Regions from separate parts of the Mus musculus genome. Here region 2 is linked to region 1. The links are chromatin loops, found by intact Hi-C in ENCODE. Cell type or tissue: left cerebral cortex. All regions are shown on one strand. Links, peaks and the distances in the headings refer to the core of each region. The heading gives the core; the rest is flanking DNA.

What was found. Peaks named below come from ENCODE experiments on the same cell type or tissue, not always from the same donor. Only the 100,000 strongest peaks of a DNase experiment are listed, where the experiment ranks them.
Region 2: it touches region 1 in a loop (2.5-fold over the local background); 2 of 42 quality-filtered maps call a loop at or near these places.

Annotation. Positions count from the first base shown.
Region 1 is chr16:34,632,793-34,647,963 of GRCm38, reverse strand. No RefSeq gene overlaps it. Among named protein-coding and RNA genes, the nearest start is that of Ropn1, 11 kb to the left of the region's middle. In left cerebral cortex, for the core only: no CTCF peak of the experiment used is centred there; DNase peaks (open chromatin) are centred at 8,179 and 12,223; H3K27ac peaks cover 1,527 bases.
Region 2 is chr16:34,525,274-34,540,444 of GRCm38, reverse strand. It overlaps a transcript of Kalrn not described here. Among named protein-coding and RNA genes, the nearest start is that of Kalrn, 19 kb to the right of the region's middle. In left cerebral cortex, for the core only: CTCF peaks have their summits at 8,754 (motif pointing left) and 10,220; DNase peaks (open chromatin) are centred at 5,064, 8,724 and 10,257; H3K27ac peaks cover 360 bases.

The DNA.
Region 1 (15,171 bases), core at 4,483-12,482:
GGTGTTCCTCCACCCACCCACCCACCCACTCCCACCTCCCCGCCCTCAATTCCCCTACACTGGGATATACCAAGGACCTCTCCTCCCATTGATGCATGGCAAAGCCGTCCTCTGTTACATATGCAGCCGGAGCCATGTGTGCTCCTTTGTTGATGGTTTAGTCCCTGGGAGTTCTGGGGGGGGGGGTCTGGTTGGTTGATATTGTTGTTCTTCCTATGGGGTTGCAAACCCCTTCAACCCCTTCAGACCCTTCTCTAACTCCTCTGTTAGGGATCCTGAGCTCAGTCCAGTGGTTGGCTGTTAACATCTGCCTCTCTATTTGTAAGGCTCTGGCAGGGCCTCTCAGGAGACAGCCCTATCTGGCTCCTTTCAGCATGCACTTCTTGGCATCCACAATAGTGTCTGGGTTTGGTAACTGTATAAAAGTAAACCGGTCAAATAAGTTATACCCATCCCCTTTGCTCTCCTGGAGCCTCGAGGGTTAACTGGACCTTTCTGTCACCATTTTATTTTCCCTCTTCTGCTAGATCATCTTTGACTGTCTACACGGTCTGATTTCTCCTTCTCTCTTTTTCTCCATTTTCATCCCCATGTCTCTGCCCTCTGTACTGCAAAGCTCCTCTGGGTTGCTCTCTCTCAGCCTCTTCTGTATCCCCTTGTCTTAACGGTTTCAACTTCACGCCTGCATCCAAACGGCACCTTCTGGGTCTCTTGATCCTCATATTAAACTAAGACGATCTCCCCGAGTCTCACGTTAGGTCTCCAGCCCGAGCCCCTCCTTAAGGTCCTCATTAGAGCCTCCAGCCGTCTTCTGGAGCCCACCTCCGATGCCTGATCCCCTTCGCTGACTTCATCTGAACCTCAGTCCCACATCCTCTCTAAGCCAGCTCCTTCAGGCTTTTCCATCCCAGCTGCGGCAGCTGCCCCCCATCTAGTGGTTCAGGCTCAGGCTCATGGCTTTACCTCTGAATGCTATTCTCTCATAGCTCATATTCCAATCCGTTTGCACCCTCAACCTGAGCATGCCGCCTCCAGTATCCTTGTCTGAGGAAACCGCGCCTCATCTGTACTACCACAGTGGCTTCCTAGACCAAGTCCCTGTTTCTGTCCTTGCTCCTCTGTGGCTTCTAGCACCGTCCTTTGGGCACTGAAGACTGATGTCACTCCTGTCTCCTCAGGGTCTCCTACTTTACCCAGAGTAAAAGTCAAAGTGACCCACATAGCCTTTAGCTTCCCCACACCCGCTCGGTTCTCTCTTCTCAGCTGCCCCCAAACACTGGCCGTACTGCTTCTCAGAAAGGTGAGGCTCATCCCAGCTTTGGAATTACACTTGCACTTCCTCTGCCGGAGCACAATCTCTTCAGATCTCTACATGGCTAGGTCCTCAGCTCCTCAACCTGCATCCAAAAGTTACCTTCAGTTACCTTCATCTCTGACTCCTCCGTTTTAAAGGGAACACAGCCTTCCCTTCAAGTTCTCCCTTAGTTTACCCACACCAAATGGTATGATTTTAAAAAATTCACTTTATTAAATTTCTATTTCCTCCTACAGGAATATGTGGGACCTTTTGGCTTTGCTTTATTCGAGTTCTGTTTTGAGGCCCTAGCATAAGGCCGAATGCAAAACAGGCAGTATTAATATTCATTGACTTCATGAGACTCTCCTTTTCCCCCTTCCTCTACCATGTTCTCCCATCTCCTTCTTTCCAAGCAGATGTCCTGGAAAATGATAGTCCAGTGTTTGTTCAGCTGGTCTCACTCACTGGCCTGAGGAACTAAAGCTTTACCCAATCCCAGAAATGACCAAAGGGAGGAGGCCTACTGGTCTCCATGCTACTACCATCATAGCTGCATTTTATCTATCAACACGGTAGCCACGTGCTCAGAGAGGTCCCCACTCCTGTATGGCTCACCTTTTTCAGGTCTAGCATGTATTATTTTGTAGGAAGATGGGAGAGGGATTGGGTCACAGTGAGATTGAGATGGAGCTGATGATGGCTGAGTCCCAGTCAGGATCTTGGTCAGGTCTAGCCCACTTGTGATAAGTGCTACATTGACATCCATTTCCTGGCCTTACAGACAGAGACGCTAAGTCAAAAAGCCCCGAGTTTTAGCAATAAATTAAGATTCTTATGTCCCAGTTGACCCGTTGGCCATTGACTCAGACCTTGGGACAAAGAACTGATCAATGATTTGATTAAATTCCAAAATCAGACAGGGGATGCGAGGACTGAGCTCCCAGAGCCAGGCTGACTCCATGACAGGCTGCAAACTGACAGTTTGAGAGACTAGGCCCAAGTTTCTGTTTCTCAGAAATGAGAACTTGGATCAGGAATCCATGGTCAGTCAACCACAGCCCTGGGCAGCCAATCCAAGGACACCTTGTCAACTGGCCTGCAGTAAGAATAGGTAGGTAGAATAAGTAAGCCACCCCTGGAAGTCTCCAGAGCCTAACCAACTGTAGAATCAAGTCAGATTTCTAGAGAGAGAGCTAACTAACCAAGGTTAAAAAAAAAAAAAAAAAGGGCATACACCTCTCCCTGGAATTCCACCAACTAGCAATAGAAACTGGGCCTGCGAGTTCACTAGGGGGTCTCCATTCCCAAATGGAGAGACCCCTGCATGCAGTAGATTCAGCTGAATAAACACTCTTTGCTTTCACATACTACTTGAGTCTGGGGTATCATTCTTTGGCGATTCTTGGACCTTTGCATGGAGGACATCCATCCATCTTCTCAGAGTTGATGCACCCTGTGTACGTTAATGCCACTTAAGAAACATTCATGTTCTTTTCCAAGTTTAGCAATTTAAAACAGCACAGATTTATCAGCTCGTTTCCTAAGGTGCAGGAGTCTAGGGAAAGGCTATGGATCCTCTTTAAGACTCTTCCCAGACCACCAAGTGCCAGGCGTCTGTGATCTTAATTTGAGGCTTCCGGTCCTCTTCCTGCTCAATGGCTGTTGGCAGAATTTCATTTCTTGTGGTTATAGACCAGTTTTCTTGCCAGCTAGTAATGAGAGATTCATCTTAGTTCTGGAAGCCACCCTCAAATCTTAGGGACATGGTCTTCTTGCAGAAGTCACCACCTGGGTGGTTTTTGTCCCAGTCCATCAGAAGCATGTTCTGTTTCTTCTTGCCCTTTTTAAAAGGCTCACACGATTAAGTCAGGCCCACTGGAATGATCTTCCTTTTGGCTAACTCAAAGTCATCTGATGAGGGACCTTAATCACATTTACAAACTCCCTTCTGGCACATAAACTTAATCACGGGAGTGATGTTACAGTTTGTTCCTGAGTGCCTCCACACTCAAATGGATGACAGTGTGGTTGAGCATGTGTCACAGCCGGTAGAACTGTGACAGGGTCTGAGAATTCTGCCTACCGTAACATGCCTCATGGTAGGGTGACAAGAAGAGATCCATTATCTTTCTTCAGAGAACCAGGACCCTCAAGACAACAAACTCAGCCACCACGATTGGTCTTGGATGGCCCTTTCTTCTTCGTATCTCCTTGGGCAGCCTTTTTCTTGAGACCCTTCTAGAACAACTTAGGAAAATCAGAGTGAAGAGAGTCACCTGATCAGAATCCGCTTAAGGACCGGAAACTTGTCTGTCTGTGCATGTGTGTGTGTGTGTGTGTGTGTGCGCGCGCGCGCGCGTGTGCACACACGTGTGCTAACTACAACAGTGGGATGCAGGATACGGATGTGGCTCTTTGTATTTCTTTGCAGTTGAGCTGGTTTTCTAAAGAACCGCCCTGGCCTCTGTGTCACCTTTACTTACACTGGACCAGGCATAGCCTCAGCATATGGCTTAAGCAAGTGGGGCAGGAGCTGGACTTCAGCCACTGCCGTCCTTCAGAAGCTGCCTGCGTTTCCTGCCTCCAGACCTTCTATTTCTATCTCACATTATTCATCTTCTAAATATGCACAACACTCCCTCCCCCACCCCAGGAAAAGCCGAGAAGGAAGAAAAATAAACCGAAACACCCTCTTCAGCATTCTCTACCTCCCTCTGTAAGAACTCATAGCCTTCCTCATGGGCAGAGAGGGTTTTCCAGCCGTCTCTGTATAGATTATTCAAGTCTGCACCTTGGCCCCACCTCCCTCTTCAGATCTCAGTCCTGTGTCCAGTGTCCCAGATTCCTATGTCTGGGAAGAAGATGCACAGTCTGTCCTCAGGCCAGCCTCAGACAATTCTAGTGTGCCATTAAGGATCTATTATCTTGTTAGCCCATGACACACTAAAAAGTCACCCAACCTCCCTCCCTGTCCATAATAGAGTTTGGAGCGTTTCCTTTTCCTGCTGGTCCCTCTGCTCCACTCTGAGCTAAGCCTTTAGCGTCTCACATCTGCATTCACATCTCATGTCCAGTGCAACAGTTTTCTGAGCATGGTCCTTTTTTTCCTTCCCTGATGCTTCTCCACTGAGGGCAGTTTTGTGTCCCTCTGGGTAGTGTACGATCACATTTTTGGTTATCACAACTGGCTGTAAGTGGCTAATTAGCAAATAGTTGGCAGAGGTCACAAATGCTAATAATTGTCCTACAGAGCACAGGTTAGCTCCCCAAACAGAGTTATCAACTGGGTCAAAAAAGGAGAAACCATGATCTACGTCCCTTCCTCCACACCTCTTGATGCTACAGCCTGATTCTACTTAAGGAAATTAAGGAAATGTATTCTGTACATACATCTCTCTTTCTCTCTCTCTCTCTCTCTCTCTCTCTCTCTCTCTCTCTCTCTCTCTCCACACACACACACACACACACACACACACACACACATATATATATATATATGTATATATTCCATTTCCTATATTCGCAAAAGCTACCTCTGCCCAAGATAGCTTCCACGTAAGTAAATCTTTCCAATCTCTTAAAAGCCCATCCTGGAATCCCCATTCTACGCTTTGAGCTTGTTTCCTTTGTCCCTCTGAGATTGCTCTCTAGTTGTCTCTGTCTTGGCCTGTGCCTCAGGATTGTAGCTCCTAGGCTCTGATGGGCTTCCGTGTCTGGTAGTCTTGGCCTATGAAGAGAAATCAGCAGGTTTTGTTCCCTAGCTCTGAACCTGACACTCCCACCTTGCATGCCCAGCATCAGCTCCAATCTCGTGTCTCTTCTTCTACCTACTATTCACCTCTCTGTGCTTATATATTTATTTACTCTCAGACAGCTTTTTACTACACGGACTGGGCTGGCCTCACACATCATCATCATCATTATCTTCTTCTTCTTCTTCTTCTTCTTCTTCTTCTTCTTCTTCTTCTTCTTCTTCTTCTTCTTCTTCTTCTGGGGCGTCGAGTTTACAGGTATGAGTCTCCAAGTGACATGCAATTCTTATGGGTCCCCAGAAGCTTCCTCGGGGGTTGTAGTCCAGTGGTTTGGCCAATTGCTTGCCCTCTCAGGTCTAGGGACGGTAACACTTTCCCATAATTGCTGGTCCTTGGCCTTACCATTGCATTTGTCCTTAGTAAATATTTTCTTAGCTAAACTTTCTTTTAAGATGATTTTTTTAAATGTTTACTTTATCTGAATGTATATAATTTGCTTTGCATACATATAAATGCATGCTGGTATACCTTATGTGTACTTGGTTCTCGCAGAGGCCATACGAGGGTATTGGATTCCTTGGAACTGGAGTTATAGATACTTGTAATCCCGGTCCCATCCTGTGTCATTGCTGGGAACTAAACCTGGGACCCCTGGAAGAACAGCCAGTACCCTTAACCACTGAGCCATCTCTCCAGCTCAGCTAAACTTTCTTAAGTGTACCATCTGCTTCTTGCTGGATCTTCAGACTGTCACAGGAGAATTCTCTCCTGGCTCCTAATTCAGAGCTGGCTGCTGGGACCACTCCCTTGCTGTCTAGTGTGTATGCCCTGCAGCGTGGCGATCTATTTGTGGTGTCTACTATTTTCCGTGTTTCTACATTCTCTTGGCATAGTTCCACACTCAGCAAATGTTTACTAATGAAAAATATGAGTTTCCTGAGCAAAATATGTTTAAATGAATTTTTTGGTACCACATTTTTTTTTCTTTTTTTCTTTTTTTTTTTTTTTTTTTTTTTTTTTTTTTTTTTTTTTTTGAGGAGACCTAGCAAGTCCCAGGCCCTGTGATGTGAGGTTTGCTGTTCAGTTGCTTGGTTTCATGCAAGTTCATCCGTTGCCAGATGAAGTTTCTGTGTATTTGTTGCTGCTGAATATGGAATTCTCATTAAAATGGACGGTTTCTGGATCGTCTTTCTCCCTGGAAACCAGTCCCTTCTTGCTCTAAAACTCCTTGCAGCGGTATCTTACTGCTGGCCATGGAGAAATGTTCCACTTGCCCCCATGTCCAAAGCCTGGTGCCGTGCTGTGCCCTAGCACGTGTTTAATAAATGCCCCTTTGTCCCAGGATTCACTTCAGTTGGTTTTTATTTAAATATTTAATGAAGTGAAATTGGGTATAAGTGCCTCCTTAGGGAATCTTGGGAAAGTACAGGGATGTAATCAAATGGTTCGCAAATTGTACTTACTTATTTATAACCCTGATTTGAAAAGAAGGATCGGAGTTTTGAAAGGGGGCGTTCACATTTTACAAAAAGTGTCTCCTATGGAACGAGGTAGGGAATCGTTCCTAGGAGAAGCGGGATGTGCCAAGCCACTGTCTCGAGTTGCTCCTTCCGATCCGTCTGATGCGGTAATGGTTCTTTGTAGCGGTGATTAAAACAGCAATTCCTTCCGACGACTGCTAACTCTGCTGTGGAAGTATGAGTTCAACCCATGACTCTAGTTATTTTTACGGGGGGGGGGATCCTCTTAGGTTTTCGCTGTGTCTGAGTGCTAAGGGGAGGGGAGGGGAGGAGAGTGAAGGGGAGGGGTGGACCAAGTGGGTGTGGTTCATCCAATCCACCTGAATGATTTTACAGAAGATCTTGAAAACTCGGAAGCTGACACAGGCTAAGTGACCAGGCCATGCTATTTTTTGGGGGTGGGGGGGGTGGGGGTGGGGATGTTCTAGGCACTTTGCCCCGCACCAGCCTCCCTTCCATTGAGCCCTGATCTGCTCTCAGTGACTCCTGAAACAGGAGGTTATGGTCACAAGCAACATGAAGGAGTATTCTTTCTCTGAGAATACCCCAAGGATTGCTGCTTCTTTGTAACCTGTCCTGAGATCACACACACACACACACACACACACACACACACACACACACACACACACACAATGCTCTTCCATGGCTAGTGTTCCCTTTCCCACATAGTGGTGAGAGACGGGCCTTGCTCTTTTGCTCTTTTGCTGCTGGTTCGGATGTAGCAGCAGAAAGAAACACTTAAAAAAAAAAGTTTTTCTGATAATGAAAGTGACACTTTGTTGTGCAAATTTGGAAAATGCAAAAGGTTAAAGAGATTTAACAAAATATGCCCCCTCCCCTTAGACCTATCTCCCAGAACCAATTGCTGCTTTAAGGGACAATTTCCACTCTCAGGAGCCAGTCCTGGTCCCCATTGCTGGAACTCCCGTTTGATGCTTTCTCAGCTGAAAATGCCTGGATTCTACTGCAATGCTTCCTCCTCAAAGGCTCATAAGCTGCAGAGTCACTGAAAAGGGCAGGCTACAAAATGTCTATACAGTATGATCTTAATCGTGTAGAAATGCTCACTGATAATAGATTAAAGAACCAGGTTCTTATATCAACAGTGGTATTAGATGTCTTAGAAATGGAGACACTCTGGAGTGGGGGAGGGGGAGCATTTTGGGGGGTGGTAGCTTTTCATCAACATACAAACCTCCCACCAAAAGCAATTTCCTCATCTAGTAATAACGTTGCTCCTGTTAATCTCTTTAGAAGGAGGAGAGACCGTGACCTCTCCCTGACTAAACTTCTGGTCTCTGGAGATTGTTGTCCTTGTTCGTCTCTTCCTGTGCCCACTCAGGAAGAGTGATTTCTGCAGGCCTCAATTTGTATTCCATGCTAGCAGTGGGTTTTCCCAACTATCCTCCTGGGAACACGATTCTGTTCTCTACATAAAAGCAAAGATACAATTAAAGCTACGCATCAGAGAGCAATCAAGGGAACAACTCACATTACCATGGAGAGGATGCTACTGCATAAGGCAGTTCAGCAAACATTCTCTTCTGGCTGTTGCCCCAAATGCAGAAGAGACGCTCCTGGCTCTGCAGCCACCCGAGTGTGGCTCATCTCAAACGAACCAGTGTCTACACACACAATATGCTGTCTTCCTCAGGGGCCTGGTCCAGAGACTACCGTGTTTTCCTCAGTTCTTATCTGTGGCCTGTGTGCCAGGGAATCACCCCACTTTCCTTGAAGACAAGGGACATTTGTTGGCTTCTGTTTAGGATTCTCCCAGGTAGCCTTCCTCAGATGAACTTGGGTAGCTGGCTTCCCTGCAGCTGCTTGAGATGCTAATGCCTTGTGGTTTAGTCAGCAGTAGAAAGAGGAAACAGAGACGTTTGGATCCATGATCCATCTCAACAATTTCACGGAAAGGCTTGGAAAGTGTGAGTCTCTGAAATTGATAAAGGTTAAATGACCAGGGCCAAACTATGGTTTTTGTGGGCCCTACCCACTTTTGCCTTTGTGAACCTCTCTTCTATTAAAAATACAAAAAACGTGTGTTTTATAATTGTTGGCATAACGACAAATACATCATCTTACAGGAACCCAGGTTGATATTGGGCTTTTTCTAAAGTGTTGACCGTGAGCCTTGGATATGAGAATATTACGGGGCATATTAGGCTCTGCATTGCTGTGACGAAATAGCCAACAGAAAAACTTACGGGAGGAAACATTTATTTTTTTAAAATATTTTTTATTATTACATATTTTCCTCAATTACATTTAGAATGCTATCCCAAAAGTCCCCCATACCCTCCCCCCCACTTCCCTACCCACCCATTCCCATTTTTTGGCCCTGGCATTCCTCTGTACTGGGGCATATAAAGTTTGCGTGTCCAATGGCTCTCTCTTTCCAGTGATGGCCGACTAGGCCATCTTTTGATACATATGCAGCTAGAGTCAAGAGCTCCAGGGTACTGGTTAGTTCATAATATTGTTGCGCCTACAGGGTTGCAGATCTCTTTAGCTCCTTGGATACTTTCTCTAGCTCCTCCATTGGGGGCGCTGTGCTCCATCCAATAGCTGACTGTGAGCATCTACTTCTGTGTTTGCTAGGCCCTGGCCTAGTCTCACAAGAGACAGCTATATCAGGGTCCTTTCAGCAAAATCTTGCTAGTGTATGCAATGGTGTCATTGTTTGGAGGCTAATTATGGGATGGATCTCTGGATATGGCAGTCTCTAGATGGTCCATCTTTTTGTCTCAGCTCCAAACTTTGTCTCTGTAACTCCTTCCATGGGTGATTGTTTCCAATTCTAAGAAGGGGCAAAGTGTCCACACTTTGGTCTTCGTTCTTCTTCAGTTTCATGTGTTTTGCAAATTGTATCTTATATCTACTAAGTTTCTGGGCTAATATCCACTTATCAGTGAGTACATATCATTTGAGTTCTTTTGTGATTGTGTTACCTCACTCAGGATGATGCCCTCCAGGTCCATCCATTTGCCAGACAAAAAGGCCACCAATAGATTGGGAAAGGATCTTTACCTATCCTAAACCAGATAGGGGACTAATATCCAATATATATAAAGAACTCAAGAAGGTGGACTCCAGAAAATCAAATAACCCCATTAAAAATGGGGCTCAAAGCTAAACAAAGAATTCTCACCTGAGGAATACCGAATGGCTGAGAAGCACCTGAAAAAATGATCAGCATCCTTAATCATCAGAGAAATGCAAATCAAAACAACCCTGAGATTCCATCTCACACCAGTCAGAATGGCTAAGATCAAAATTTCAGGTGACAGCAGATGCTGGCAAGGATGTGGAGAAAGAGGAACACTCCTCCATTGTTGGTGGAATTGCAAGCTTGTACAACCACTCTGGAAATCAGTCTGGTGGTTCCTCAGAAAATTGGACATAGTACTACCGGAGGATCCCGCAATACCTCTCCTGGGCATATATCCAGAAGATGTCCCAACCAGTAAGAAGGACACATGCTCCACTATGTTCATAGCAGCCTTATTTATAATAGCCAGAGCTGGAAAGAACCCAGATGCCCCTCAACAGAGGAATGGATACAAAAAATGTGGTACATTTACACAATGGAGTACTACTCAGCTATTAAAAAGAATGAATTTAGGAAACATTTATTTTAGTTCATGGTTTCAAAGGGTGAACTGTGGTTAGCTTGAATCTGTGTTTCTTGGCCTCATTGTGGCAAGGGTGAACATGACAGCAGTGTGTGTGTGTGTATGTGTGAGCAAGGGGAAACTATTGACCTCATTGTGGACAGGAAGCAAAAAGAGGACAAGGCAAGATTGTGCATTTCAAAAACATAGCTCTTCTTATTTCCTCCAGCCAAGCTTTGCCTTCTACAGTTTCCAGAACCTTCCATGATAGTGCTGCAGACCACACATTTCACATATCTACCCACTGAGAATATTCATAATGCAAATAAATGGTTCAGATAGTAGTTTAATTCGAGAAAGAATTGTTTGAGCACTTTATATGTGCCACACAGAGAAGAACCAGCCGAGGACAGAGGACATGGCAGATATTACCAGCATGTGTTGTTCCCTGACATTGTGCTCAAAGGCTGGAGGTCCTCCCTGGGCTTTTGACATGAGAGCTGACACTGGATAAAGTTCAGCCGGATCTGCTTTACCCCTGATTCATAGTATAAAGAGTTGTTCGCCTGCTCCAGTCCCAGTTTTACACACATCCAATGGACACGATAACACTCACTGCAGAGGTCGTGGAACAAATTTCATCATCCAGGCAAAGCACGTCGCTTAAAGTGGAAGTTACTCTGCACCCGTTCTTTCTTCCTTTAGACTGTAAAAGTTTTGAAGGAGAAAATTAGCCGAAATTTTTGTTGTAACATGAACTTGGCTTTTAATTTTAAAATGTGACTTTGAACACATGCTTCACTTTGTAGATTAACTACAGTTTTCAATAGCAGCACACCAACTCAGTTTATGACTTATTATTTAGTATACCAGTATTCAGTATTCATCAGATCATCCGACAAATATTCTGTGTGTGTGTGTGTGTGTGCATGTATAAGCATATAGATGTATGTGTGTGTGATATACATGTAAATCCAGGCTGTTGTCCCTTGACCTTCATCCGTCTTGGTTTTGTGAGGTCTCATTGGTCTAGAACTAACTGAATAGACTAGGTTAGCTGGCCAGGAAGTTCCAGGGTCAGCTTGACCTTACCTGTCCAGGGCTGTGACTACAAACACCTGCCAGCATATGTTTGTTCTCTTCCTCCTCCTTCTCCTCCTCCTCCTCCTTCTCCTCCTTCTCTTCCTCCTCCTCCTCTTTCTCCTCCTTACTTCTCCTCTCCCTCCCCTCTTCTTTCTCCTCCTTCTTCTCCTCTTCCATCTTCTTTTTAATGCGGACTCTGGGGAATTGAATTTAGATCTTCCTTGCAAGCTTAGCACTTTACTGACTAAGCTATTATCCTAGCTCTCAACAAATGTTTTTGTAAGAATCTTTCATGAGGGCTCAGGAGACAGATCAGTGAGTAAAACACTTGCCACACAACTATGAGGATAGGAATTTGGATCCCTAGCTTGGGTATAAATACTGTTTGTATTACCAATTGCAAGGTGGAGACAGGACATGCCCAGAGCAAGCTAGTACCTACCCTAGCTGAGCCACTGTCCTCTCAGTTCAGGTAAGAGACCCTGCCATGGCGTAAACGGTGTAGAAAGATAGAGGAAGATACCCACCATCAACCTCTGGCCTCCATGCCTGCACACACACATTTGAATGACCTACTCACGTGAGCATTCACACAGATGTATAAACATACATGCATAACACATGTATATGTATGCAGAAGAAGGCCCTTTCATGGAGTAGTCAATGTGTGCTTGGGAAATTAAAAAAAAAAAAAAAACACCTTTAATATTAGCTTGGTCCTGACATGATCAGGAAAGGAAATCCACCAAGGAAGGAAACCTTGTGTGAAAGGAGTTTCCAGGACAGTGAGAGAAGGACAGGGAGGCATGAATGCCTCAGAGATGCTTTCATAAATCCTGGCAGAGGGAAGAAACTCTGACATACCTGGCTACAGAGAGTCCTGAGAGCTGAACTCGCCTCTTACTCTTGAATTGCATTTATTCTGGGAACCACACAGAGTGCTGTGTCAATCTGCTACGAGGGAGGCAGAATTATAAATAGAAAATGTGCTGAAAATAGGAAATAAGATGAAAGATGGCATTTGGGGCTTTCACGGCTTCTCCCCCCCCCCCCAGGAGAGAGGGGAAAGCCACAGTTTGGGTGGAGATTAGGATTCAGGAGTCACTGTTTGAAGAGAGGGAAGAGGTGGAAAGAGGTGGAGAATGAGGGGTGGGAGGGTCAGATGGTCCCTGGGGCAGAGGAGGGGAGACCATAGCGAAACACTAGGTTAAAGGGGGAGGATCCCCCCCCAGGGCGAGAGAAACTAAACTGGAAATAGCAAGATAGTGCTAACAGTGGCAGTGAAAGACTGGTCAGACAAAGTAGGATGCAGTCCTCAGATGCAGTCCCAGGGAGATAGATGCTCAGTCAATCAAGTCCTTGCTTTGCAAGCAGATAGACTTGAATTCAATCCCTAGGATCCATACAAAATAAGGCAGGGATGATGGAGTGTACACGTGGTCCAACTACATGGTGGAGATAGGAGGCCCCTGGGGCTGAAGAGAGAGAGTTCTGGTGGGAGAGTTTTTAGAACTGGAGGAGCATCCAAGATAGTATTATTACCCATTGGGGTGCACCATGTGAAGGTTGTCTTTGCATTATTCAGTTGTTAATTCTGTACTGGCTGAGAGCTGAGTACTGACCAGAGTTTGGTGTTGTTATTCATATGGTTTACCACCTGCCTCGGTATTTTGTAAATAGACAGCTTTCTCACTCACTGATTGGTTTAACCAGGAGTTGATGGACAATAGTAGGCAGGAAAGGGAAAGTGGGACTTCTGGCTGAGAGGGTGTCCCTAAGGAGGAAAAGCAGAGGCAGGAAGTAGAACAGAGAAGTTGCATGGATGTTGGTGGGAGGGACTTACTGGGAGAGAGGTAACTGGTCACTTGGCCAGACGAAAACTAGTATAGTCAGGTTAATTAGGTTAGATGACCTAGCTGGGAGGTAGCCCAAGCTAGGCCTAAGCTACGTAATAAAATTAGTAAGTCTCTGTATCATTATTCAGAGATTGGCAGGTCCAAGAAGTCCAGCAATTATCACATTTAACTAGACTTTTGACCTTGAGTAACTTGGCTGGCTCAGGTCTATAAACTGGGTTTGGATATAGACTCTACCACAAACTTCTAGTTTGTTTGTTATTTTTCTTTTTGCAGGGCTGGGGATTGAACCCAGGTCTCTACCATTGAGTCATCATCATAGTCCTTCCTGTTAGATACAGATCAATTTATTTCCTTTATATAGATCTCATTTTCCTTATCCATACAGTGTGAGGCAACTGCCTGCTATAAAATCCGCCTTCATAATTGTATGAATATGTAGAGTGGGCAAGAATAGTGACTCCTAATTTGGTCTATATATAGCACCCAGCTCTCATGGAGACCAACCTGTTTAACTGCTGGTGGTGGATGGCTTTAAGTCCTCTTCTAGCCAGAACAGCCCTTCTTTCCTTAAAGCAGAGATTCAGTCCTCCTACCTTCTCTCTGTATTGCAGGGGTGCTGAGTTTGAGTCTGTAGAGACTGAGAGCAGGAGCTACCCACCCATAGAGATGCTAAATAGGCCTACAGATGACATAAAGTGAAATGCTACACAGCTCTCTGCTTAGGCCATGTTATATACCTTGTCATTTTGTAAGTAGAAAGAATAGGTAGAACTTTCAGCAGGGTTCTGTTTGGTCTCAAAGCATCAAAGGCTTTTTTTTTTTTTTTTTAATGTAGCCAAGTCCCTTGGTTTGACTGATAAATGTCTTCTAAAGATAGTCTCCTAAAGATAGTCTCAGGCATTTGAACATTTGGTTTCCTGTTGATGGTGATGTTTGGGCAGATTAGGAGGTGTGGCCTTACTGGAGATAGTATGTCACTAGGGGTGGGCTTTGAAAGTCTAAATCCCTGAGCTACTTCCAGTCCACCCCCCCAACCCCCTGCTTTCTGCTTTTGTCATTGTGCCTGCCACCCAATGTCATGCCTCCACAGGAGGACGGGCTCTTATCCTTCTGAAACCATAAGATGTCTTGATGTTTTATGACACCAACGACATGTCACTGATATGTCCAGGTTGTCCTGAAGCTCCTCATGCAGCCCAAGCAGATGGTCAGATCTATGGCAGCCCTCTTACCTCAGCTGCCCCAGTACTCAGATAACTGGAGTGTGCCTCATTCCCAACACAACAAATCAGGACCACAGAACAGCTCACTGAGCTCTCAACACTCAATGGCTTTTCTAGCCTAAAGTTCCAAAATCTTTCCATAATCCTTCCAAAACAATACAGTCAGCAATATCCCACTCCTGGTATCAATTTCTGTCCTTGTTAGGGTTACTATTGCTGTGATGAAACACAATGACAAAAAACAAGTTGGGGAGGGGAGGGGAGGGGAGGGGAGGGTTTATTTGGATTATACATCCACATCATAGTCCATCATTGAATGAAATCCAGTCAGGAACTCAAGCAGAGCAGAACCTGGAGCCAGCAGCTGATACAGAGGCCATGAAGGGGTTCTGCTTGCTGATTTGACCCTCATGGCTTGCTTGGTCTGAGTTTTTATAGAATCCAGGGATGGTACCACCCACAATGGTCCCAGTAAACCACTAATTAAGAATAGGTTTGCCTGTAGCCCAGTCTTATGGAGGTATTTTCTCAACTGAGGTTACCTCCTCTCTGGTGTCTCTAGCTTGTGTCAAGCTGACATAAAACCAGTCAGCACACCATCTCTTTTGTTATCATAGGCCAGTCACTTACACTGTGGTAGGAACAGGTCCATCAAATTATTTCCCATTTTAGCATATTCCCATTTAGATGAGAACTTTAGTTAAAATTGAGGGGATAGCATAAACCGCAGTTTCTGATCCCCCTACAATATAACTTTGGTACTTGCCACACAGACCTAGAACACAAGGAGACTCAACCTGTTTCAAAAAAATTTTTATGA
Region 2 (15,171 bases), core at 4,908-12,907, 110 kb after region 1:
GCCCTGTGCCTGGTTAGATGGAGTGGAGGTGGACCATGGTGTTACTTGCTTGGGTTTGCTGGGGTGTTTGATGTGGGTCCAGGTGAGTGGTACCTAATGGGCAACTTCTAATTTCATTGTCCGTTGTAGATGCCAAGCTTCTGGAAAGTCACCCCAAATAAAAGCAGCCATTGACTAAGCGCTTTCCAAATGTCATCTTTAGTCCTCCCGACCGCACTAAAAGTAGTAGTCACTCCATTTATAGCTGAGAAAACAGGCTCAGAGAGGGGAGTTGATTTGCCAGAAGCTGTCAGAGTCTAAGGCTGTCTGGTTCCAAAGCTTGGGCTGTTTTCAAGAGTATTGTCTTGCAACTTATACCTAGGAGAGAGTAGGGACATCAATTCTATGTCTGTATAAGAAGGCAGGGATCTTCGAAATGGCAAGGTGTCTGTCTATTCATGCCTGAAAGGCCACTTAACAATGTCTTCCTTTCTTAGGAGTTGGAGACTTACGGCATATTAAACATATTTTTCCTGCATCAGGTTCCAAATGTCCTTCTCCTGACTAAAGTAGAATGTTCTTCCTTGGGCTAAGACATCAGGGAGTGAGAAAGAAGGTATTGGCCAGGATAAATGTCATGGCAGAGGAACTGTTCCATTTAAAGTAATGACTATCAATTTTCTAAATACAACCCAGGAACACACAGCCTCTTCCTGCAAGTCCCCATAAAGCGAAGACAGCAGCTTAGTGTGCCCTGCTTGCTGGATGCGTTCCGTTCCGATCTGCTCCTGAATCTGTCCCTTCTACCTCTCGTCTGTCTCTCCCCATCCCTCTCCTTGCTCTTCCTTGCATCACACTCTCTCTAACCAATATTTGAAAAGTAGCCTCTTGTCAGTGAAGAGAGTGCCTATGGCCTCACAGCTGAAGGGCTTCCCTGTGTATGTTTATGGACATATTTACATAGTAAATAACTATGAGATAAAGTAGAAGATGGGTCTCCTAGCATTGGGGTAGTGTTCAGAGAGGTTTGATGCAGGTTAACCGCCCTCTCTGGCTCCCACACTGAGATGGAATAGACATGGTCTGTTTTTTTTTTTTAATTAGGAATTTTCTTCATTTACATTTCCAGTGCTATCCCAAAAGTTCCCCATACCCTCCCACCCCACTCCCCTACCCACCCACTCCCACTTCTTGGCCCTGGCGTTCACCTATACTGAGGCATATAAAGTTTGCAAGCATGGTCTGTATTTGACATCCATATCTCCCACATAGATGTGACCCCTGCCAGCCGGGGGCATTCTATAAATGTTAGAAGGAAGGGGCAGGACTTCATTAGTGTGACCTGGGTGTAATGCCAGGGATGCAGTACCGAAATGTGACTGTGATTTAGTAATGTAAAACCTAATTAAGGGCACTGAGCCCAGACTGGGGGACTATCACGTGCTGATTGGCAGGGGCACTTCTGAAAGGAAAGTTAAGGAAACAGAAGCTGGGAATGTCTGTTCAGGCTCTGCCCCAGGCTCCAGATTCTCTGGCAAGCCCAGCCTTATTGTTAGAGTAATTACATCAGCGGTTTGCTACCACTGAGCTGTGTGGACTTCTTTTGCCTTGATTCATACTTAAGAGTTCAACTTCCTGGTGATGGCTTGCTTGGCTTACCTGTGGCATCAGCCTACACTGCGCATGCTGGCCTGAGCACTGCAGGGCCACATGGATGCTGCATTTTGTTGTTGTTGACAATAAGTGCAACTTCTGGCTCATGAAACAGCCTTAGGACCTTGGTTAATTCAAGTCTTATCCAAGGATTGATCTGCCCCTCCAAAACAGTCTAGTTTTAATGTGCATACCCTTTACTTTGGTGGGTAATCAAAGAAAACGTCATTTGTGGAGACTCCTGGGAGCAATTAATGGCACAGTCCTAGGCAATGCTGCAGGCTTCCTACCTGTTGGCAGGCACACTTCACTCAAGAGCATTCACCATGAGGTTGCATTGAAGGGACTTCATAGCTGGCAAAATGATACATGAGTGGATCTAAACAAATACTGCGCAAGAAGGTGGTAAAAAGACAAGTGACTGCCAGTTACATTTTAGACAAAGAAGCCCTTTAAAGGCTGCATTCAGACCGAGAAAAAGCAAGAAAGGAACATATCTCTGTTTAGGAGATGCTAGTACTTAGTCATATTTATTGTCTGCTAGTTTGCACCAGTTACTGCAGCAAGGGTCTCTATGAGGATCCCCACAGTGGACTTCCAGAATGTGTCCTTCAAGCAGATAAACTTAACTATACCCCTGTGATAGTTGGCGATGTGATGTAACACAGAACTCTTTTGTTTCTGTCTTGTCCAACAGGGCATTGACCTCAAACCTAAAAGACAGAGAGACTTCAAGGTCCCATGGCACTAGGGGACAGCGATAGGAAGGAGGTGTGTAGCCATGGTGCTATAGGATAGCTATAGGAAGGAGGTGTGTAGCCTCTAGTTTTGAAGGAATGACTTGGATGAGTAGAGAGTGGGCCAAGGCTGAGAGATTGTTGCATGCCTACTATCGTGTGACAGTCACCCATCTTAGGAGCAGCATAAATTGAATAGGTAATAGGCATAGGTGTCTAGGGAACTTAGAGACAAAGGATGGTATATGTGAGGTCTCAACTCTCTGCTGCATGTAAAGACAGAGAAGCAATAACAACTTATTATAAAGAAATGGGCAAATCTACTCTTTTTGTTGTGTTAGAATCCTTGGTCAATAGCATCATATTGAGTTTCCTGGGAACAGCTTGATGTATAAAATCAGAGTTCCATGACCTGGATGGATGCTGTAGGTGAAGGGAGTAAAGATGGGCTTTACTGATGGATAGTCTCCCTGACAGTTTTCAAGAAGCTTTTGTTGTAGGATTGGCTCCCACTCTCCATGCATAGGTAGCTTCTATGGCTCATGATCACAAGGTGAGGGGACGGAGCCATCTGGAGAGGAGACTTTTGGAAATGTGACTCAGTGGGGAGGCCGTCACACTGAAACCCAGCTGCCTTTCCTATCAGTTCTTAGAGGACAAAGCGACCGTCCTGCCTTTGCTCCAGCCTGGAAGAGGGCAACTTATAGCTCCCATTCTTTGTCCTCCTACACAGCTCAGGGTTTGTTCACATGGTAGCAACCTTGTTTGATCACTAATTAGGCGCAGCGTTTTCCCCACCCTTTTAAAGCTGAGGTCAAATGTGGTCTATATAGTAGATCAGAGCTGGTTGATATGACCCGTAATACCTTTTAAATATATAATTTCTTCCTTTCTTTAATCTCCTTTTTTTATCCCCCCATTTATCATCTCTTGCTGCTTCTGGTCTCAATTACCACAATTTAAAGGTCAATTATCTTTAAAAAATTCATGAATATTAAACTTAAAAAATTTTTATTATAGCACATTGTCAATAATTTCCTAAAAGTACATATGAAGGACTCTCATGGATTCTAATTCACATATGTTTAGTTTTTCAAGAATTTGTGTTGTATAACATGTTTTGCCCTCATAAGCACCATGTTATCAGTTCTCCAAGTCGGTGATACTCAGCCTGTGGAGCTCGACCCCTTAAATTCACCAGACCCTTTCACAGAGTTCTTCTGAGACTACCAGAAAACAGAGGTCCTTACATAATGATCCGTAACAGTAGCAAAATTACAGTTATGAAGTAGCAACAGAAATAATTTTATGATTATTCCATGACATGAAGAAAGGTATTAATGAGTCGCGGCATTAGGAAGGTTGAGAACCACAGCTCTAAGTGGTTCATGTGCTTAGTAGGGCTCCTCTGAGTCCCTTCTCTGTCCGTTTGCCCGGTATGAAGATGAGGCTTCACTGGCTCCCTGTCTTATGAATGAACTGTATGGGCGCACTGCCAATGGCAAGCGTGAGTGACTTGGTAATCAGAGGTTACACATTTTGGGCATCAGCTCTGCAATTTCACCCTTGAATTCCTTCAGGACTCAGGCAGATGCCATATGGTCCTGGTGACTTATTTACAGCTCCCTTGTCAGGCAGGTTCCACTGGTTACAGGCTCAGCACCAGCTTCTCTCTTGCCTGATGTGGAGGGTAAGTCAAGAAGAACCCTTTATTCTCTAGGATATGCCTTGTACCATAGCGTCACCAACTGGCTCTGCCCTACCGTCTCCCTTTGATAGAATAAAAAGATCCCTGTATGGCACTGGACACCCTTAGTTTTATCTTTGGCCTGGTTAATTTCCGGAGTTGTTGTTCCATTTTTACATGCCATTTCTTCCTCCTCTGTCTCTTTGAAATGTCTACCTAGTCACACGGGGATGCTTTCCTCTTTGAGGGTCTGCTATTTTAGGCCTTGGCCTAACCCCATCTATCCTAGAATTCTGTATTTTAAAATAGCCTCCAGGTTACTGTGGACTTATGACATTATCAACATTTCTTTTTTTTTTTTCAATTTCTGCTTTACAACATCTCCATCTGTCTCTCTCTGAACCTTGACATTCGGGTTTAGGGTGCAGCTTGAGAAAGGTCTTGAGGTTAGGAGCAGGACAAGCTGAGGGAAGGAGCATCTTGAATCACCCCCAGAGGTCCTCTGATGATGTGGGGGGTGAGGCGGGGGGATACTGAATATGCTGTCTGGGTTAGGGTGAGTTCAGCTCTGAGGCTTGTCCTCTGGTAAGCTGTGTGTGTACCCTGGATGTCTCAAGCTGCCAGTCCTGAGGTGTGCTTCTCTGTGTGTACCATCATCTACATTCAGGGATCCTTCTAGCACCTCTACCCTCAAAGAGCCACAGAAGGAAGCCTTTGAGCATTCTGGCCCAACATGCTTCATGGATTAGGTCAAAATTCTGCAGGGCCAACTTAGAGAGAGGGGCTTCAGTGGCACAGGAAAAGCCAACTGGAGTCTCAGGGATAATTAGTCTAGATATCTTCTGAGATATCCAGACCGTGTCTGAGTGAGGACCTTGTGAAGCAAGGGCAGTGGGGTTGGGGAAGGGGTGGAGTCCCTTTCCAGGCTGAAGTTGACACCGATCAGAATCGGTTCCTGCTTCTGCAGCAAGTGCCTGCCCAGGGTTGTTAAGCTAATTGTTAAATTAGAGTGGCTGGGGAAACAAATTGCTTCATGATGGGGTTTCTCTGACTGTGCCCAAGGCTGATGTCATCTGGCCTTGCGCCTCCTTGGTGGGGTGTATGTCAGGGAGGGGGAGTGGGCAGGCTTGACACACTTGTGAGCGAATCCTTATCAGTTGTGGCAGAAGCCTGCAGCTCCACTGAGCAGCCTACATGCCCCGTTGTGGAGAATTCACCGTTAGCCCTCTGTACTTTAGTTTCTTGCCCCTCATTCCTGGGCCTTACTTTGCTGGCGTTTTAAATGATCTTCTCCAGGGGCTATGAACACAGATGCCTGTTGGGGACAGACCATAAGTGTACTGATTAAAATGGCCAATAATGGCTGGCCGGCTGGCCAGGTGGTGGTGGTGGTGGTGGTGGTGGTGGTGGTGGTGGTGGTGGTGGTGGTAGCACATGCCTTTAATCTTAGCACTCAGGGGGCAGAGGCATGCACAGGCAGATCTCTGAGTTTGAGGCCAGTCTGGTCTACAGAGTGAGTTCCAGGACACTGAGAAACCCGATCTTGAAAACAAAACAAAAACAACAAAATTAGAGAGAGAGAGAGAGAGAGAGAGAGAGAGAGAGAGAGAGGCGAGGCGAGGCGAGGCGAGGCGAGGCGAGGCGAGGCGAGGCGAGGAGAGGAGAGGAGAGGAGAGGAGAGGAGAGGAGAGGAGAGGAGAGGACTAAATGATGAGCAACCACCTTTAGGAGGGGAGGGGAGGGGTGGGGCACTCTATGCTAAACTAAAGGGTGGTGCCCTACCTGAGAGGAACAGTGGGTTCTAGCTGGTTTCACCTGATGCAGGACATGTAGGAATGTGGGGCCCAGCCAACTGTAGGTGCTTCTGGAAGGGCTGCAGAGACACTCTGTCTTTGTGAAGTGGCCAGGTTTTCAAGTATGGACGCTAATTCTATTAAAGTATATTATTATGCTGATGAAACAGTCTATTTGTGGATGAGTTTGACTTATGCATATCCAAGCTTGCAACTTTTTATTCTGGTCCAAACTCAGATTTTACAGATACAAAACAAAACAAAACAAAACAAAACCGAGATCCAGAGAGACAGAGCTTCTGGTCCAAGGTCAGGAAGTCAGTGAAGGAGAATTCCTTCCTCAGGCCCCTGACTAGGCATTGTCTCTGCTGGCTGTGTTGGCCAGGGGAGCATAGACATGAAATGTTCAGTGACATAATGTCCCCTGCCCCATTCCTGCTTCTCTGCTTTGGTGAGTTGATTGGAGACGGTTAGGGATGCTGAGAAGGGCCCTGAAGATAGAAAGAATGCTTAGGGAGAGGTGGGAATGGGGAAGAGCTGGCTTGAAGCTCCCAAGGATATAATTTATCTGCACGCCCCACTCCTCCCTCCTCTTCTCATGACAAGCTTCCATGTCGTGACACTCAGGAACACACTTTGGGATCACCCTTGATCGTCTCTACCCTTCCCCTGGAATTCCTCACTTCTGAACCCCCTTTCTAGCCCTGCTGCCATGTTCTCTGTTCACGAGTTTCAGGACACAACAATGAGACAATTGCAGTAGGCTTCAAGCCTGACTCCTCTGTCTGCTTTCTTCATTGTTGTCTGATTGATCTTTGTAAGTACAAGTTTGGGTCTCGGCATGTTCTCATTATGTGTGGTAGCAGTGCTTTAACCTAGCGTCCTAGATTCTCAAGTGCTGTGGTGTGGCTGCCCTGTTCATCAGCCTGGCTGCTTGGGCACCCAGCGCTACCAGGTGGAGGCTTGTGATATCTGGGGTAGTTTCCCTGACTTCGCTGAGCTTTTTAACTACTTTGGGAAGCTTTTACATAGGATTGTTTTGAGGAACAAATGTGATTATCTGTGTAAATCACTTGGCATGGCACACACAGTCACTCAACTAAAAGAGCAATTCAGGGACCTTGTAGCTATGACCACCATCATTACCTATCCCATACGTCAACCTCTTGCACATATCTATTGGTAATTTCTGGTTTTCTGTTCTCTAATATACACATTTGTTGTTGTTGCTGTTGTTTTGAGACTGAGTCTCAAACTAACCAACTTCAAATTCTAGGTCTCTGCATTTGACCTTGAACTCCTGGTCCCCTTGGTTCTCCTTTCCAAATCCTGGGATTACACATATGTAACCACCAAGCCCAACTTTGCTCTTGGGCATACTTTGATGCATGGTTGTTTGTGTTCTTGCCTTCATTTTCTTTCTCAGTTTGAGCTCTCTGAGAACGGGATGCAGGTTTGACCTCCCCTGTGCCACCCCGAGCTCTATAGACACTTGGGAAATGCTTGTCAAATGGATGTTGCTCTTGGCGGAATGGTACCATATTGATGATTTATTGATAACGCCTCTCTATAAGAGAGAGTCTCACTGGAGCTGGAGAGAGGACTCAGAGTTTAAGAGCACTATTCTTCTAGAGGACCTGGATTTGATCCCTACTTTCACATGGTGACTTACAACTGTAATTCCAGTTACAGAGGCTCTGATGTCCCATCTGCTCTGGCTTCTGTGGGTACTAAGCATGCACACAGTACACAGACATACAGGCAGACAAAATGCTTATACACATAAAAAATAGTTTCATGAATATGGGGGACTATTGTATTTGGGGACGCAGTTCAGGCCTTTGGATGCTGCATTGTAAGAGGGAAATGAAGTGTTTGTGGTAGAGTGGTGTTAGTTAGGGCAGATGCAGAAGTGTGACACGGGAGGTACAGAGTGTATGCCTGACACTTTGCGGAGGAACTGAACATGCTCTTAATAGCTCAAGGGCTCCTGGCAGAAGGACTGTTTGACCTGAGACTAGAACAGTCAATAGCACCTTGACTCAAGACCATGATTAACCATGATGTAACTGCTTTAAATGCTGGTTCAACAAATATTATTTATTTCTGTCCACTTACAAGCCCTATTCAAAATACTTCACGAATACCAGATTTGTCTGTCTCTGGTTGCCACTTGGACTAGGACTGTTGATTGTATGCAGAGTTTAAATGACATCACAGCAGAGAGCCAAGGCTAGAGTGGGGTAAAGCAGGGGCTTTATTCCTTTCTTTGGGGCTGGGGTAGGGAAGAATTCTCGTGTGCTTAGAAAATGGTAATGATGTACTTTCATGCTATCCGGGTGAGGTCCACTGTTTTTGTATGTTTCCTGCTTATTTTGTAGCTTCAGCTGTGGAGATGCTGGGCATGGGAGCTGGAAGCAGGAAATGGCCAGAATGCTTCTCTGACCATCCTGAAGGTTCTTTTCTTTGGGTCTGGCTGAAAGATTATGGTAATGGATGTGATGTGCAGCTGCAGAGGAAGCAAGGATTTTTTTTTTTTAAATCAAGAGGAATTCAGAGATCAAGAAGAACATGCAAAACCTAGGCGTGATGGTGTGTGCTGTAATCCTGGCACTTGGAAGGCTGAGGCAGGATATTCTCCAGAGTCTGAGACCAGCCTGGTTATAGAGTAAATTCTAGGTCAACCTAGGCTTACAAAGACTGTCTCAAAAAAAAAAAAAAGTATTGTTGTATACTGTTAGACATGTTTTTTAGTTATGCTTGCTTGTTCTTTTGAAGGAAGCTACTTTGGGACTTGTGTTCTCCCACACCCCCTTTTTTAACTGTTGGAAACTGTGCTCATTTATTTTTTGACCACACCTAACATATAGAACCCAGCGTCCAAGGCATCTGCTGCCACCTGCTGGCAGAGAATACCACTAGAGGGATTTGGAATCAAATGGGTACATACATTGAAAACCAATTCTGTCTCTGAATGGATCACAGAATATTAGAAATGTTAGAGATCTTTAAAAATTGTCTGGATTTATCTGGAATGAAACCAACATGCTTTTTTTTTAAAAAAAGTTCTCTTACTCTAATATTTACAATGATAGGAAACTCATGATTTCCCACTATTTTGTTACCATTCGTTCTTTCAGTTAAAATGCTTCTTTATTTGTAGATGCATATGTATCTCTCTGTATATGTGTATGTGTATACACACACACACACACATATAAATTTTGAAGGAAAATACCATTTTTATTTATTTGTTCTAGCATTTGCCTCTGGAAATTTCCATAATAAGTTAACTGCCTTAAAAAGGTTTACTGTGGCTTATCTCCATAGCCCTTCAAATATCTGAAGGGACCTGGTTGTACCCGCAGTCGTGTCTCGAGGTTAAACAGTGGCAGTGCTGTCAGTCAGGACAATGTCAAGCTTTCCAAATTCCTCATAGCCATTTGTTTCGTGATGTCGTACTGTTGGTGTCCCCACCTAATTGCATTGCTGAGATTGGCCCCAGCTCAGCTCTCCAGGTGTCATCAGTGTAGTGACACTCTGGTATTCAGGGTCTGTCCAGACTTCTGGGACACTCTCTGTACCATGAGGTAGCACTTTTGCTAGATTTCCATAGTGCTAAACTTTTGAATAATGGAAAGCCAATGAATTTGTATAATCTCCTATATTTTTAACTTTCCCCCTTTGGATAAAAGCAAGACTTGGAAAAATTGTAATTATACAATTACCAAAATGACTACATTCTGAATTTTAGATATTACTAGCAATGCCATAGTTCTCTCGCAGCGAATGGCCACCGAGGCTCTGTCTGGGAATAGGCTTCCGGTGATGGGGAAACCCTGTGGGCGTCACTGTGTATTTGTATATGGCTTATGCCTACCAGTCTGAGGTTACCATATCATGCTTTATATATCAACTTTTCTTCCTGAAACATGCTCTGAAAATATTCTGTGCGGTTATAGTTTTCTTGGTGTAAATATTCCACAATTGCTTCGGCAAGTCTAACATTGCATCCTCGAAGCCATCCTGCTCCTGAGAATGTTTGTCAGCCAGCGTGCGTGCGTCTTGTGTACAGTGTTTCACTAAGGTAGATGCAGAAGGTGAGAATGGCTTTCAGAGTGATGTGTGCGTCGCTTTAAAGGGTAGATCGCCAGACACAGAGTTTGCCCCTGTTGATTTTGTTCAGGTGTTCAGATTTGCCGAGAGTCTTATATCTTTGCCCGGTCATTTGTTATAGTATTGAGTCCACTATACCAGGTTTGTATTATCTGTCCATATTATAGGCATAATCTTTATCTGAGGAAATAACATTTTTAAAGAAGCTAAAGAAACACTTGAGGGGGCAGTGCTGTGGTATCTGTGGCCACCACCAGAGAGCCCTGTTCCACACAAAGTGTTTCTCGTAATAAAAGCCCTTGGGTCTTTTGCAATCATTTGCAGCGACTCCTCACAACTGTACCCATACTCAATTATCTACAAGAATATTTTGGAGGACATTTGCCATGGGCTTAGCAGAGATCCAGATACATGTTCTGCAGTATTCTCCTGTCCACTGTCGTCATGGAGTGAAGTCAGAACAGCACACATTGCCTTAGGGTGAGTGTCATTCAAAGTAGATCCTGGGTAACTATTCAATGAGCAGTGTGTTTATATACTTCCATGTACTTCCGTATAAGAATACACTCAGTCCCAAAGATACCAGAAGGAAATAGCTGTCTATTTTTGACTATTCTTCTCACCCATGTACTTCTTGTCTACTGTCTCCAAAGGAAGCTGGTGGCTGAGATATGGCTGGCTTCCTGATACACTCAAAGTTCTTGTTTCCAATGTCCAAATGCTGATACTACACCCAGGTATATTAGACTATTCACACAGACACACAGGCTGGCATTCATATGTTTGTGCAATGACATATAGTCATCCTCAAATGCTCCCACCATCTGAAAGAGGAAATAGGGTGTTCACTCAGCCACAGGCCTTGCTGGGTTACTCTGCATTACCTAGCAGAGGAGAGGGGATGATGGGCAGTACCCAGATCACTTTTGTCCATTGTCGGAACTTGTTACAATGTTCCGGACTGTCTTCAAACTCATCTGATGGTAGAACCTGAGTCCAGCAGGGTGATGTGCCCCATAGTTCCCATGCTCCCTAGGTTGTGTACCTCTACCCTTCTGGAAGTTGCCACACCTGGACTTCCACTGAAGAAAAGATAGAGTGTTCCTTTACTTTTAGGACAACTAAGATGGAAAACATAACTTTGAGTATCTATTGAAGGAAAAAGTTACTTCAGTTTTTCTGTTACTGGAAGTTAAGTTGCCTTTTTCCTTAACTGGGCTTAGGAAGTGTTTGGTGGCGTCTTGGCCAGGTATCCAGCTATTTAGGATTCCACAAGTGGTCTTATTTGGAGTGGAGTGGTGTCTGTTCTGTTTCAAAGGAGAAAAACAAAAGAAACAAGATTTAAAAACGGAGCAAAACCCAAACAGACAAAATTTCTTGCTATTTCTTTTTACTTAATTTAAACAAAATAAATAAAAAGAAAGCAAAGCCAAACAACTAGTAAACAAACCTAAACCTAAAAACAGGTAAGGCTTGCAAAATGGAAGAAGTGACACAGATGTGAACTGTTGTCCCTTTGCACTCTGCAGTGTCCTTCCTGAGCAGTGCATTATGGGAAGCCCTTGGTATGATGGCAGGCAATAGTGGGTGGGATGGAAGAGATTCAGTTTCTGCGTTGTTCACAGTCTGACAATCTGCAGAACTAGCCAGAGTTTCTCTTGGATAAGCTGGGCCCGTACTTGATAAATCACCTTATAAGGAAAAGGCCACCCTTTCTAACCCTCTCCTCCTTTCCCCCTCCCCCCTCAAACGTAGGGATGGCGAACAGAGTCAAGGTTTCAACTGCTTAGTTCAAGTTAAACAAACCCACCCTAGACAAACCTGCATTCCTCTCTCTCTGAAAGATTGTATCTGCTTGACCTCTTGCTTTGGTCTGGGCCATTCCACTCCTTCTTTTATTCTTTCCCCCCTAAAATAAACTCTTTAATTGCATATTTATATCTTATGTTTATCTATGGGATGAGTAATTGCCCAGGTCCATTCTCCTCTTAGTCTGGCTGTTGTTAAGGGGTTAGACTAAGTGCGTAGTCACTGCCCAGGACTCAACAAGGCCAGGGCCTTAGACTGTGGCTGTATTTGCACTACTTCAGGGTCTCCCTGAAGTCCCTGCACAGGGGCACTTTGAGTAGTCCAGGAACTGCTTTATGTAATAGGAGTAGGACCCCATCTGTATGGGGGGGTGGGACAGAACAGATGGAGGCCTGGGAAAGAAGATAAGAAGCAACATTGTCAGCTCAAGGTTGATACTGAAAATTAGGTTCCAAAGCTAGATACTTCCTGTCTCTTCCCATATCCCCAGCCTTGGTGCCCCAAGGATGTTCCAAGGCATGCTGAGTAAAGCAGGATTGTCTAGCTGTTCCATCCCGGTCAACCCCCTTTCACCTTGAGTTGCTGCTGCAAGGCAAACTGTTGATGCAGCTGAGAGCTTGTGATTAGCAGCCAGGGTATTCTGTTCCTTCTTGTATTCTCAGTCATGGTTCAGGATGTGATTCAGGGTAAGTGGCTACATAGTAAGTGCTTGCTGAACAAGGGAGAGCTGCTCTTCATTCACTCTCTATTTATCCTTTCAAAGATTTTTCTCAGCCAGAAATTTGACATAGGACAATGAACAGGAGTCGGTTGGACAGAAGGACACAGAGAGAGCTTAAATGTCATAGGGTCCTGTGGACGGCCAGTGTGTGGCCCAACTAAGTTGCCCGGAGAAGGTTTCCTGTGGGTCTAGAGAATTAGATGAAGGCAGAGTGGGAGCAGCCTTCCAAAGCCTGTGAAGAGCATATGTGATGGTCTAAAGGGAAGAGACAGCTTAGTGTGGAAAGTATAGGCTGGCAACACCATGGTGATCATCACTGTCTTATACTCATGTGTAGTACCTGCTGGGTGGGGTGTATTATTATATTTATTAACTTAGTTAGGTGTTACTAACATCCTCATTTTGCACAAAAATTGGAGGCACAGAAACGTGGAGTGATTTGATGGATATCACATGACTATGGGAGGTAGCTTTGACATAGGAGGGTGGTTGCCTCCAGAGTCTAGGTAGTGATAATGCATAAATCAGTCAGTCTCTCTGACTCTGTCTGTATGTCTCTCTGTCTCCTCCTTCTCTCTCTCTCTCTCTCTCTCTCTCTCTCTCTCTCTCTCTCTCTCTCTCTCTCCTCTCGTGTTTCTCTCTGTCTCCCCACCCCTCTCTGTACTCCCCCATAGGATCTTGGCATGCAATTAGATATGCCTAGGTTTTGGTGGTAGCAGTCAGCTTAGAGGATGTCTAGTTGACACTGACAGAGCCTCTGACATGTTCTAATTATTGAGTCTTTCTTTCCTTGCCTCAGTGGATGGCTTGGCTTTGTCTTGTTTCTTGTGAACAGACCTGGAGCTACAAGAATGGCTCCTATCTCTGAGTGGGGAGAAGAAGGGGAAATGTTTTAGGGGCCACAACTCAGGAGAGGGGCAACCTCTCCTAGATGTAGCCACTTGCAATGATTGCTGGGGCTGCACATCTTAAAGACTGGCTGGAGGAGAGTAGATGAGGTGATTGACAACTTTGTCCTAAGCAATTGGCCAGGAATAGAGATGGAAGGAAGGATGGATTCCGCCTTTTCTCTACCTTCCTCAGAACTGATGGTCCAACCCCAAGCTTCAGAGCCAAGGCATGGTGCCAGATCTTGCCCCCATGCCTTATAAATTTCTATCCTGTACCCAGGGCTTACAGTAACCACTTCCTCAGTAGTTGTGTGTCCCAGCAGCAAAACCAGTGTCTTTAGGGTTCTTCTCACTGCCCGTCACTGCCTGCTCTGATGAGGCACGTGAGCCACACATTGGTGTTCGGAAAAATTAATGTTTTCAAGATGCGCTCTGCACAGTCTTAGCACGTCTGTGCCTTTTTCTTTCACCAGCTGAAAGTAAAGAAGCATTCTTAGACAATTACTCCCCAAGGGAGCCCAAGGACTGGCTTTGTTTACTGAGTGTTTTTAGTTACGACACATGAAGGTCTGGGGATTTTTGGCTTTGAGTTTTTTTTTTTTTCTTTCTTTCTGTTTTTGGTTATAAAGATAGGGAAGATGAGTGGCTTCTCAACGGGGTCCTTGGAAATTCCAAGATTGTGAGAGGCATGTTCTTACGTGGGTATAGTTGTTGAGTCTGAGATAAAAAGCAGTAAAATATGACAGATGGAACTCAGGTTCAGGGCTTACCTCAGGCCAGCGTTGTACCCCAATGTTTGTGAGTTATCCATCTGCATCTGTTTGGAGCCACATCTACCCTGAGAGCCCCTTCTCTTCCCCTGGACTCCCTGCCTTCGAGGTGTCTGCTGAGAGATGCATTATGGGAGACGCAGTCATGATCAGTGATCATCTTCCGCTAGTCTGTGCCGCCTGCCACTTCTTGCAGCTTCCCACACTCCGAATATTCCAAGTGAATAGGGATGTGGGTTAGTCAAAGCCTGTAGCACAAGGCAGGGATGCTCCACTAGAGAGCGCACGGTATGACGCTCAGCACCTTATTTCTGACAGATGCCACAAAGGGACCACACTGCTCTGTCCTCATTGCCATCCCTGTGGCCTCAGAATTATTCTAATCCTGTATAGCAGTGGTTTCCAACCTGTGTGTCTTGACCCCTTATCCTTTCACAGGGGTCACATATCAGATATCCTACATATCAGATATTTACATTACAGTTTGTAACAGTAGCAAAATTACAGTTATAAAGTAGCAATGAAATAATTTGGTTGGGGCAGTCACCACAACACGAGGAATTGTATTAAAGGATTGCAGCATTAAGGAGGTTAAGAAACTTTGCTCTAGTCACTTCTTGGGTAGGACTGGGACCTGAGAAGAAACATTGCTCTCACTGACCAAACTCTCCTAAGATTTGTAAGCGGCAGATAAATGAATAGCCTGAGAGGAGCTGTGGCTCCTGCTGAAACTCTTTAAGTTCACAGAGTGCTCATCTGGATTCTTGTGGCAAGCCAAGGCTGTGGAGCAGAGCAGAGGGTGAAAGGCAAATGTCTGACATACCAGTGCGACTTCATCTAACAGCCACTGAGGTGGATAAGCCTGGTGGTGATTCCAAGTTGGGAGCTGTCTGAAACCATCTCACATTCTGTATCCTGTGAGTGGGAAGTGGAGAAGGAAACGGTTGCCTGGCCCCGAGGGAAAAAAGATCTGGATTTCTATTTTTGTCAGCCTGAAATGCTGTGAAAATTACCAG